Linked DNA regions of Homo sapiens: region 2 is linked to region 1. Evidence: read pairs that join two places in POLR2A ChIA-PET (ENCODE). Cell type or tissue: Panc1. All regions are shown on one strand. Links, peaks and the distances in the headings refer to the core of each region. The heading gives the core; the rest is flanking DNA. Region 1 has its middle 8.6 kb from the start of WIPF2. Region 2 has its middle 6.8 kb from the start of NR1D1.

Region 1 (5,369 bases), core at 84-5,083:
AGCGATTCTCCTGCCTCAGCCTCCCGAGTAGCTGGGACTACAGGCGCATGCCACCACACCTGGCTAATTTTTGCATTTTTCTTAGAGACAGGGTTTCACTGTTAGCCAGGCTGGTCTCGAACTCCTGACCTCGTGATCTGCCTGCCTCAGCCTCCCAAAGGGCTGGGATTACAGGCATGAGTCACCATGCCTGGCTGAGTCTGCGTTCTTAATGTCCTGGCTGGTGACTTTCCACCCTACCATATCCAATGTCACAGGGTCTTGCTCCGTCACCCAGGCTGGAATGCAGTAGCACAATCATAGGTGGCTGTAACTTGGAACTCCAAGGTTCAAGCAATCCTGCCACAGCTTTCCAAATAGCTGTGACTACAGGCCCACACCACCATGCCCAGCTAATTTTTTTTTTGTTTTTAGTAGAGACAAGGTCTCACTGTGTTACCCAGGCTGATCTGGAACGCCTAGGTTCCAGTGATCCTCCTGCCTTAGCCTCCTAGAGTGCTGGGATTACATGTGTAAGCCACTACACCCAGTCCCAATGTTCCTTTCTTATAACAAATATTTTGCAACACTAATATCCCAAAGTGAAATGAACAGATAATATAACCTGCCTGGACACATGATTTCAAAAAACAAATCAATATGATGTCTTGATTATAAAAAAGACAAATAGGCCGGGCACGGTGGCTCACACTTGCAATCCCAGCACTTTGGTAGGCCAAGGCGGGTGGATTACCTGAGGTTAGGAGTTCAAGACCAGCCTGGCCAACATGGGGAAATCTCATCTCTACTAAAAATATAAAGAATTAGCCAGGCATGATGGTGGGCACCTTTAATCGCAGCTACTCAGGAGGCTGAGGCAGGAGAATTGCTTGAACCCGGGAAGCAGAGGTTGCAGTGAGCTAAGAGCATGCCATTGCACTCCAGCCTGGGCAATGAGAGTGAAACTCCGTCTCAAAAAAAAAAAAAAGACAAATAGAAGGATGGCGTTTCAATATGCAAATACCCAGGCACCATTACACTAGAAGATAAAGTAGTCAGATACTTGCACCCATACCTAGAATCACTAAGAGTGTGGTAGAGATAAATGCAGACTGACCTAAGGGTGTTGTATAGAACAGCATTGCCATTAGGGTTGTGATTTTCCAAAATGGTAAACAACTTTTGATAAAGTTCTGAACAATACAAAACAATTTACATAGTAGTTGCATTCTTGGAAAAAAACAGGTCATATTAAATACGTGCAAAAATATTTCATGTTTATGCCTTCCTTTGTCTGCCAGGCCAAGTACCTGGAAGACTCTGTCTCCCCAAAAAACAACTAAAAATCTCAGATAAAAATTATTATTTTTTTAAATTTTTTTTTAGACGGAATTTCACGCTCTCGCCCAGGCTAGAGTGCAGTGGCAGAATCTCAGCTCACTGCAACCTCCGCCTCCTGGGTTCAAGCGATTCTCTTGCCTTAGCCTCCCGAGTAGCTGGGATTACAGGTATGCGCCACCACGCCTGGCTAATTTTTTGTATTTTTAGTAGAGATAGGGTTTCACCATGTTAGCTAGGATGGTCTCAATCTCCTGACTTCATGATCTGCCACCTTGGCCTCCCAAAGTGCTGGGATTACAAGCATGAGCCACCGCGCCTGGCCTAATTTTTTTTTTTTTTTGAAATGGAGTCTCATTGTGTTGCCCAAGCTGGAATGTAATGGCGTGATCTTGGCTCACCACAACCTCTGCCTCCTGGGTTCAAGCGATTCTCCTGCCTCAGCCTCCCGAGTAGCTGGGATTACAGGCATGAGCCACCACACCCAGCCTAAATTTTTTTAAATTTTAAATGCTTTGATGAGCTGCTGAAAAAGTAAGGAATTTTCAGGGCAAAATAAAATAAGGCAGGGGATGCAGAGAGAGGTCAGTGGAACACTGAAACAAGCTTTTACTCTGAGGGCACTTGACTAACCTGGTGAACTTGAACTTTTGTTATTGTCTCATGGGAAGGGGAAACACCCCAAAACCTCTCCAGAGGGGAATTTTTTTTTTTTTTTTGAGATGGAGTCTTGCTCTATCACCAGGCTGGAGTACAGAGGTGCAGTCTCGGCTCACTGCAAGCTCTGCCTCCTGGGTTCAAGCAATTCTCCTGCCTCAGCCTCCCAAGTTGCTGGGACTACAGGCGCGTGCCAGCACGCCCAGCTAATTTTTTGTATTTTTAGTAGAGACGGGGTTTCACCATGTTGGCCAGGATTGTCTCAATCTCTTCACTTCATGATCTTCCCGCCTCAGCCTCCCAAAGTGTTGGGATTACAGGCATGAGCCACCGTGCTCAGTCTTCAAAGGGGAATTTAATAGGAGATTCCCCCACCGTAAAGATGGGACCCACTCACGCCTGTAATCCCAGCACTTTGGGAGGCTGAGGTGGGTGGCTCACTCGTGACCAGGAGTTCCAGACCAGCCTGGCCAATGTGGTAAAACCCCATCTCTACTAAAAATACAAAAATTAACCGGGCATGATGGCAGGTGCCTGTAATCACAGCTACTCTGGAGGCTGAGGCATAAGAATGGCTTGAACCCAGGAGGCAGAGGTTGGGGTGAGCCAAGATTGTGCCACTGCACTCCAGCCTGGACAACAAGAGCGAGCCTCTGTCTCAGAAACTATATATATATTAAAAAAAAAAAATTAGCCAGACGTGGTGGCGAGCACCTATAAGTCCAGCTACTTGGGAGGCCGAGGCAGGAGAATAGCTTGAACCTGTGAGGCAGAGCTTGCAGTGAGCCAAAATTGTGTCACTGCACTCAAGCTGGGGTGACAGAGCAAGACTCTGGAAAAAAAAAAAAAGAGTTTTGTGGAAACCAAGGATAATTCTTGGTTGGGTGTCCCTTGTATTATAGCACTCCAGTATCCCTGACCACTGACCATCAAATGCCAATAGCACGTTCTTACCATTGTGATAGATGGACAACGACATTTCCAAAATGCTCCCATGAAGAGCTACTGCCTCACGCTATACTGTCAAGCTGACAGGGGCCAATTTATGAAGGACTTAATTATGTATTGAGAAAAGTTAGATTTTATCTCAAGGGAAACCATTGAAAGGCTTAAGCAGAGAAGACCAAGATGCTCTTGGTATTCTAGAAAGATACCTCTGACTGCAGCAAGGAGGATGGATTAGATGGGGCCAGGTTGGAGGCCGGAACACCAGTTGGGAGACTGCTAGGAAAGGCCAACTGGGAGATGACAGTTGTCTACACTGAGTGGCTGCTGGACACTGGCTTGGCACAAAGCCTCTGAAGTCAGGGCTGCCTGTCTGTCTGCAGAACCTAAGGCCTCTTAGTTCTCCCCACTCTTGAATAAGGTGAGACTTTGGGCAAATTATCCAACCTCTACCAGTCTCAGGTTCCTCATCTGCAAAATGAGCAGATAAGCCCAAATGGAATGCATCCCAAGTGTTTACACACATGGAAACCACTCACCAATCTTAGCCATGTTTGTGATTAGAGTATCAGCAGCAGAGATGGAGAGGGGTAAGTCTAGAGATATTTAAGAAAAGGAATGCGGGACCAAAGAGTGGGAGGACCCAAATATGATTGCTAAATTTCTGACTTGAACTCCTGCTTGGAGGTGATGTTAACACTTAGCTGGAAACAGTTGCAGAGCAAGAGGAGGGGCTGGGGCACTGGAGGAGCCCGAATAGCACAGTGGAATGACCAAGAAGAGAGATTCCTTAGATCACTGGATATTTGGGTCTGAAACTGAGGAGAGTAATCCTAGGAATTTGGGACTCATAAACTGTGGTAGCTAATTTCCAAAGATGGCTCCCAGTGAACCAGGAGTCCTGGTATTTATTGAATGTGGGGCTGGCCTGTGACTGCTCTTAACCAGTGGAATGCAGCAGAATTGAAGCTGTACCAGGTTCAGGACTAAATTGTAAAAAGACTTGACAGCTTCTACTTTTTTGCTTTTGGGAGTCATCTCCCATGTGAGAAATCAGGTACTCTGCTGCAGAGACCACCTGGAGGGAGAAGCCTGGACATGGAGAGAAAAGTCCAGCCATCCTTGTGGTCCCTTTGTTCCCACCAGGGCTCAGGACATGTGAGCTAGCATCCTAGCTAGCTCCAGTGGCTTTTTTTTTTTTTTTTTTTTTTTTTTTTGAGACTGAGTCTCGCTTTGTCAGGCTGGAGTGCAGTGGCACGATCTCGGCCCACTGCCATCTCCGCCTCCCGAGTTCAAGCGATTCTTCTGCCTCAGCCTCCTGAGAAGCTGGGATTACAGGCACCAGCCACCATGCCCGACTAATTTTTGTATGCTTAGTAGAGATGGGGTTTTGCCACACTGGCCAGGCTGGTCTCAAACTCCTGACCTCAGGTGATCCGCCCGCCTCGGCCTCCCAAAGTGCTGGGATTACAGGCGTAAGCCACTGCACCTGGCCCTCCAGTGGCCTTCTGACTGCAGCAAGAGAGACCTCAAGTGAGACCAGAAGAACTATCCAGCTAAGCTCCCATCAGCCCGGAAGATCATGAGAAGTTATAAAATGGTTGCTGTTTTTAGGCTGGGTGCAGTGGCTCACACCTGTAATCCTAGCACTTTGGGACGCTGAGGCAGGTAGATCACCTGAGGTCAGGAGTTCAAAACCAGCCTGGGCAACATAGTGAAACCCTGTCTCTACTAAAAATACAAAAATTAGCTGGGCGTGGTGGCTCATGCCTGTAATCCCAACTATTTGGGAGACTGAGGCACAAGAATCACTTGAACCCAGGAGGCGGAGGTTGCAGTGAGCCAAGATCATGCCACCGCACTCCAGCCTGGGCGACAGAGCAAGACTCTGTCTCAAAAAAAAATAAAAAGTAAAATAAAATAAAACAAAGTTGTCATTTTTAAGCTACTAAATTTGGAACTGTTTGTTATGCAGCAGTAGATTCCCAAACACAAATATGACGATGAAATCTAAGCCCAGGATTATGGAAGGAAAAAAAAAGGGCTCAAGAGGGAGCTGGGGCACTCCACATACAAGGACCAGGCTGAGGGAGAGGCCAGTGAGGAAGACTGAGAAAGAGAAGACAGGGAAATCCTGAGAACGTAGCATCCTGGAAGCAGCGATAAGTGTTCCAGAAGGAAGAATGGTCAGAAATATCAAATGCCAGCAATAGGAAAATAAGTGTTCTTGGATTTGGTAACATGGGAGTCATCGGTGCTCTTGACCCAGGCAGATTATGTGAGTGATGACAGAGAAAGCCAGATGCACTGGGTTGAGAATCAAAGAGAAACACAGAACAGCAAAACCAAACAAACCAGTAATATATGCTGACCTGGATGAGCCTCACAGGCAGAGTGTTGTGGATGGGGAGTTGCTGAACACCACATCCAGTATGATAATATTTATATAA
Region 2 (5,369 bases), core at 297-5,296, 100 kb after region 1:
GATCGCAGGGAGTGTTTGTGTGTGCCTGTGTGCATGGTCCTCATCTTCTTTTAGTTACTCATGGGAAGTCAAGAGCCTATGGCTGTTAACTAACTTGGGGTCCCCATGGCCAGCAAAAATAGATAAGGGCTTAATTTCTACCTCCAGCCTCAAAACAATTTAAGCCACAATCATTTGTTCTAATAGGAGCCTCGGGACAGGAAGAAAAGTAGGTAAGATGGAGAAAGGATAAACAAATAAAATTCTAACCTTTTCTTTCTTTCACTCTCCCCTCACCCAGTACCTTCCACTCCTCTTTGAGATCTCAGCTACTCATTAGCCTACTACTGTTGTGCCATTTGCCCGCATTTCCAGAATCTGCACACAGGAGGCACTCAATAAATGCTTTTTACTCTGAGTCAAACTAAATCTGATTACGCCCTGTGGCTGGACTTTGAGATGAAGCAGCACAAAGGGGGAAGGTAGACATGCCCCCAGATCTTTTTTTTTTTTTTTTTTTTTGAGACAGGGTCTCACTCTGTCGCCCAGGCTGGAGTGCAGTGTGTGATCTTGGCTCATGGTAACCTCCACCTCCCAGTTCAAGGAATTCTCCTGCCTCAGCCTCCTGAGCAGCTGGGATTACAGGCACACACCACACCCGGCTAATTTTTGTATTTTTTTGTAGAGACGGGGTTTCACCATGTTGACCAGGCTGGTGTCCAATGCGTGGCCTCAAGTGATCCGCCTGCCTCAGCCTCCCAAAGTGCTGGGATTACAGGGATGAGCCACCACGCCCAGCTGACATGTCCCCAGATCTTGGGCTAGATTCTCCTAGAGGACTGATTGTTAGGGACCGAAGACCTAAAGCAGTGGGTCTCAGGCTTCCCAGAATCCCAAGGGCCTTGTTAAAACTCAGATTGCTGGGTTTTGCTCCCAGAGCTTCTGATTCAATCCACCTGGGATGGGGCCTGGGAATTTGCATTTCTAACATGTTCCCAGGTGACCCCAGATCCCTATGCTTATCTTGAGAACCACTGTCTTAGAGAACCCCAGCCCCTCCCCCCACTGTTTACCATGAGGACTTGATTGGTTCCATTTTTTTTTTTTTTTTGAGACAGGGCCTCGCTCTGTTGCCCAGGCTGGAGTGCAGTTGCATGATCTCGGCTCACTACAACCTCCGCCTCCCGGGTTCAAGCGATTCTCATGCCTCAGCCTCCCAGGTAGCTGGGATTACAGGCGCCCACTACCATGCCTGGCTAATTTTTTTTTATTTTTTGTAGAGATGGGGTTTCACCATGTTGGCCAGGCTGGTCTCGAACTCCTGACCTCAAATGATCCGCCCACGTTGGCCTCCCAAAGTGCTGGGATTACATGGTTCCAATTTTATATAGGAGGAAGGAACTGGTACCACCCTAACCAGTACAGAGATCTTAAGAGAGGGTAAGGGCAGGCGTAAGTCGGTCTCTAACTGATTATCCATTCTGTCTCTTTTTAAATAGTCCATTGATTCCATCCTTATTGAAAGTCACTTCCCCAAAACATGTTTTGCAGCAGCAACAGGAGCACTAGGAATTTCCTGTGACGAGGCAGCGCCAGTGCTGGGGAGGGGTGGAGGCAGTGCTGAGCGAGCGCCTTCCCTTGGCTCGGGCAGGGCCACGTGCCCCACCCCCTCGCTTGCACATGTCTCCACCGCCACCGCCGCAGCAGCCGGGCTGTTTATGAGCGAGTTGTTGTGGTAGAAATGGAGCAGGCTGCACATGCCCGGGCCATGTGACCCCGGCAGCCCGCGTGAGCCTCGAGCCGGCACAAACACACTGGGCCCCTTCCTCCGTGGGCCAGAGAAACAGGAGGCAAGATGAGGAAGGAGGGAAAGCGCGCGGGGCTCCCTTCTTGTCTCCTTGCGCTTTATCCTGCTTCTGTCTCCTTTTGTCTCTCCTGAGCCACCAGGGGAGCAAACACCCAGAAAAGAAACATGGTCTCCCCAAGCATATTTTCCTCCCAGGCAGCCCCTTGGTGTTTTCACAACCCAGAACCCTAAGCCTCAAAAGAACAAAGGACCTTCCCAAGCCAAGAACACAGAACAGCCCACCCCAGCCCTCATGGTGATGTGTTGATGTCTGCCCAGAGCCAAGACTTGGCTTCCCTGTAGCCTGGGCTCCCCAAATCAGGCTACCCTGTCCCCTCTTTCTAGGAAGGAGGATGACACACACACGCAGCAAGTGCCCCCTCCAGGGTTAGAACAAGGACAGTTCAGGGATTTGTGTGTTTGGGGACATGAAGCAAAGGTTCTGCAACAGTGGTCTGTGAGGTTAGTGGACCGGAAGGGGAAAGTCCCTCTGCTACTTGGAGATGGGGAAGAGCCGAGGGCTGGAGGAAACCTAGAAGGGCTTTCCCAATAACCCCTGTGTAGCTGCAGAACAAATGCGTGTGCAAAAGGCAAATTCAGCCTCCATCCCTCATTGAAGTGCCCCCTTCCATCTGCCTGGCCCTCTAACCTCCATTGGTCCTTCTCTGGGCACTCTAACCACAGACCCCCACTTCTGGCTCTCTGCTTCTGCCCCCTACTCGTGACCCCATTTCTAAGCTGCGGTGCCTCTTGCTGGGCTATGAGACTATGCTAGAGTCAGGGGGACAGTAGGTTAGCAGGAACAAGCAAATGAAATGAGCACGACCCACATTTCCTCATCGCACCAAAACTTCGCAGATCCTGCATTGCAGAGCTAGCGCTTTTTTTTTTTTTTTTTAATCTCCGCTGGGCCCCTACACACGTCTGCATTTTTGCAACCAGCACAGATTTTTTTTTTCCAGGGTGCAAACTGCGCATTCTAATGAGCCAAAGCTCCTTCCTGCGGCATTGAAAATCTCTTTGGCAAACTGCTTCTTCCCCACTCGCCCTCCCCCCAATTTAGAAGAGGAGGAGGGATCCCAAATTTGTGAAGTCGCATCCTCTCTCTCTCCTTCTCCTGCCCCCCCTCCCCCAAGATACCGCAGTCTTTCCAGCCCGACTAACAGCTGCAGACCAGGGGAGAGGAGTGAGAGGAGGGAAAGTAAGCCTTGTTCCTTCTTTCCACTCAGGCTGAGCCGGCCGGGCGGGGGTTGCTTTTTTCCCTGGGCAGCCATTGCAACCCCCCTTTCCTCCCCATCCCAGCCAGTGTTTATGTAAGCCTCCCAGAAGCTACACAAGGCCCCTAATGCCTGCCCAGGCCACCGCTCCTCCGAGGTCCATTCTGCTCACGAGGACTGTCATGAGCCTCTGGCCTCCCCAGGCAGCTAATGGTGATCTGCAGAGGCCCAAAGGATGGAGAGACACTGGATAAGGAGAGGGTTTGAGATGGAGCTTGGGATAAAGGGTAGAGATGGAAGCAGATGCAGAGCACCCCCTCTCCCTTTCCTCCACCTCCCCCACATTCTCCCTGCATCTGAGTTCTACAGAGGCTCAAGGGCAGCCAATGGGCAGGTGCAGGGGCCTGGAAGATGATACCACTGTGGCTCCAGCAGCATGGCAAAGATTGGACAGGAGGCCTTAGCAGAGCATGTACTGGATGCCAGAAAAAGGGTCATCTGGGGCTTAGTCTCCACTGCCAAGGACAATCCATGCCTCCTCCAGGATCCTGTGATGTGGGTGAGATCCTAGGTTCTGAGAGAGGGGACCCTTCTTCAGGTTCTTCAAAGCATCTGCTGAAGAAGCATTGGCCCAGGACAGTGGCTTTCGGAAGGGCTGGTTTTAGAGGTGCACGTTGCTCAAGCAGGTAAATGGGGAAGTGGGATGCTGTTTCCTTAAGGCTTTGGACACAACTTTTGTTGGTCCTTGGTGGCCTTCCACACGCTCCCTCAACCAATCTTCTTAATACAGCTCCTGGAATGAAGCACCATGGGACTTCAGAGGGCCCTGACCTACTTGCCCCACTCTCCTCACCACCAGCAGCAGACCCCAAATTCAGAGGGTTTGGGTAGAGAAGAGAGTTCAGACGCCTGTTTCTGTTAGTCACCTCTATAGCAGTCTGTGGTTTGTGCACCCTGTTCCTGCCCCTTCTACTTTTAGAACCAGATGAGGGAAATGTAGGACGGGGAGTGGGAAGAGTTTAGGGGAAGAGGAAATGTGCCTGGGGTTAAAAGAGAGATTTTGGAAAGCTGAGGTACTCCCTGGGACAGGGACAAGGGGTGCTTCAGGCTTCTGTTCTTGGTGATATATCCCACTTCCAAGCATCACCATTGCTTGGGAAACACCAGGATGAGTTTGCTGCTCAGACGTTCCCCTAGGGTGGCAGTAATCTCTCTAGGAGGGGCAGTCTTGCTAGCAGAAAGAGTTTCATCTTCACGCCTGGGGTTGAATCCCCAGCATTGCCATTTTCATTGTGACGCTGACAGTGGTAGTTCAAGAGATAGCTAGAGGGGAGATTTAGCCCCTCCAATAATCTCCATCCGCGCTATCATTCTTTGATGGACATCTTCTCAGTCTTAAGTGCTATGCAAATTACAGCTTCAAGACTAATCACCTAGACCCTCTGGCACCCTGGGCAAGTTAATAAAGTTCTCTAAGTCTCAGTTTCCCCATCTCTAAAATAAGAATGAGACCTACAGCATAGGGTTGTTGTGAATATTAAATGAGATAATGTGTACAAAACACTTTGCACAGTGCCTGGCATACGGTTGGTACTTAATACATATTTATGGTTTCCTTTCCTTGGAAAAAGCAGTAGTGAGGTAAAGATAGAATCTGAGGCAAAACACATCCATGGAACCCAGCCCTGGCTCATGCCTCGCCCTTGCTTTCTCCATCCCCCTCCCCCCACCACACTGAGAAACAAGTTAGCTCAGACTCTGTCCTTCCTGTGGCATGTTCTTAAAGTTCTCCCCAAAACATCCAGGCTTTGGGTGGGGTTGGGAAAGATAGCTGGCCTTTTAGAGACAAAGAAAAGGATTTAGGAGGGCAGGGAGTGAGTCTCTCCCAGGCACATGGCTGGTTCCCTGATTCAGGGGCATCCCCAGCATTTCTATACCAGGTTTGCATCACCTGGGCAGACAGGTTTCTACTCTGGGCAATGGTTTCTTGGTGAGAAAGGAGGGGGATGGGAAGGCATCTACAGAAGCCTGACCTGTTTCCAGCAAGGACCCACCCTCAGTCAGTCAGTCAGTCAGTCAGTCAGTCAGTCAAGCAGTTGGCCCAAGATTTAGGCCACCCAGAATTTGCACAGGGTGTTGCCCTGTTACCCAGAACAACCTACTGACAGGGAGAACAGATCTCAGATCAAACATGCACACCCACACACACAGCATTCACACTCACACACAAACATGCAGTCTCACTCATAGTCATAGAATCACACACACACACACACACACGTGCACACATACATAACTGACCAGAGCTTAGTGTTCTCAATACCTTT

Evidence for each region. ChIA-PET counts read pairs that join two places held together with the same protein. Peaks named below come from ENCODE experiments on the same cell type or tissue, not always from the same donor. Only the 100,000 strongest peaks of a DNase experiment are listed, where the experiment ranks them.
Region 2: POLR2A ChIA-PET joins it to region 1 with 5 read pairs; 20 of 35 experiments call an interaction of 5 or more read pairs at or near these places.

The regions. Positions count from the first base shown.
Region 1 is chr17:40,208,007-40,213,375 of GRCh38, reverse strand. No RefSeq gene overlaps it. Among named protein-coding and RNA genes, the nearest start is that of WIPF2, 8.6 kb to the left of the region's middle. RefSeq lists an enhancer at 125-419. In Panc1, for the core only: no CTCF peak of the experiment used is centred there; no DNase peak of the experiment used is centred there.
Region 2 is chr17:40,104,665-40,110,033 of GRCh38, reverse strand. No RefSeq gene overlaps it. Among named protein-coding and RNA genes, the nearest start is that of NR1D1, 6.8 kb to the right of the region's middle. RefSeq lists enhancers at 1,154-1,687, 1,688-2,222, 2,659-3,288. In Panc1, for the core only: no CTCF peak of the experiment used is centred there; no DNase peak of the experiment used is centred there; H3K27ac peaks cover 435 bases.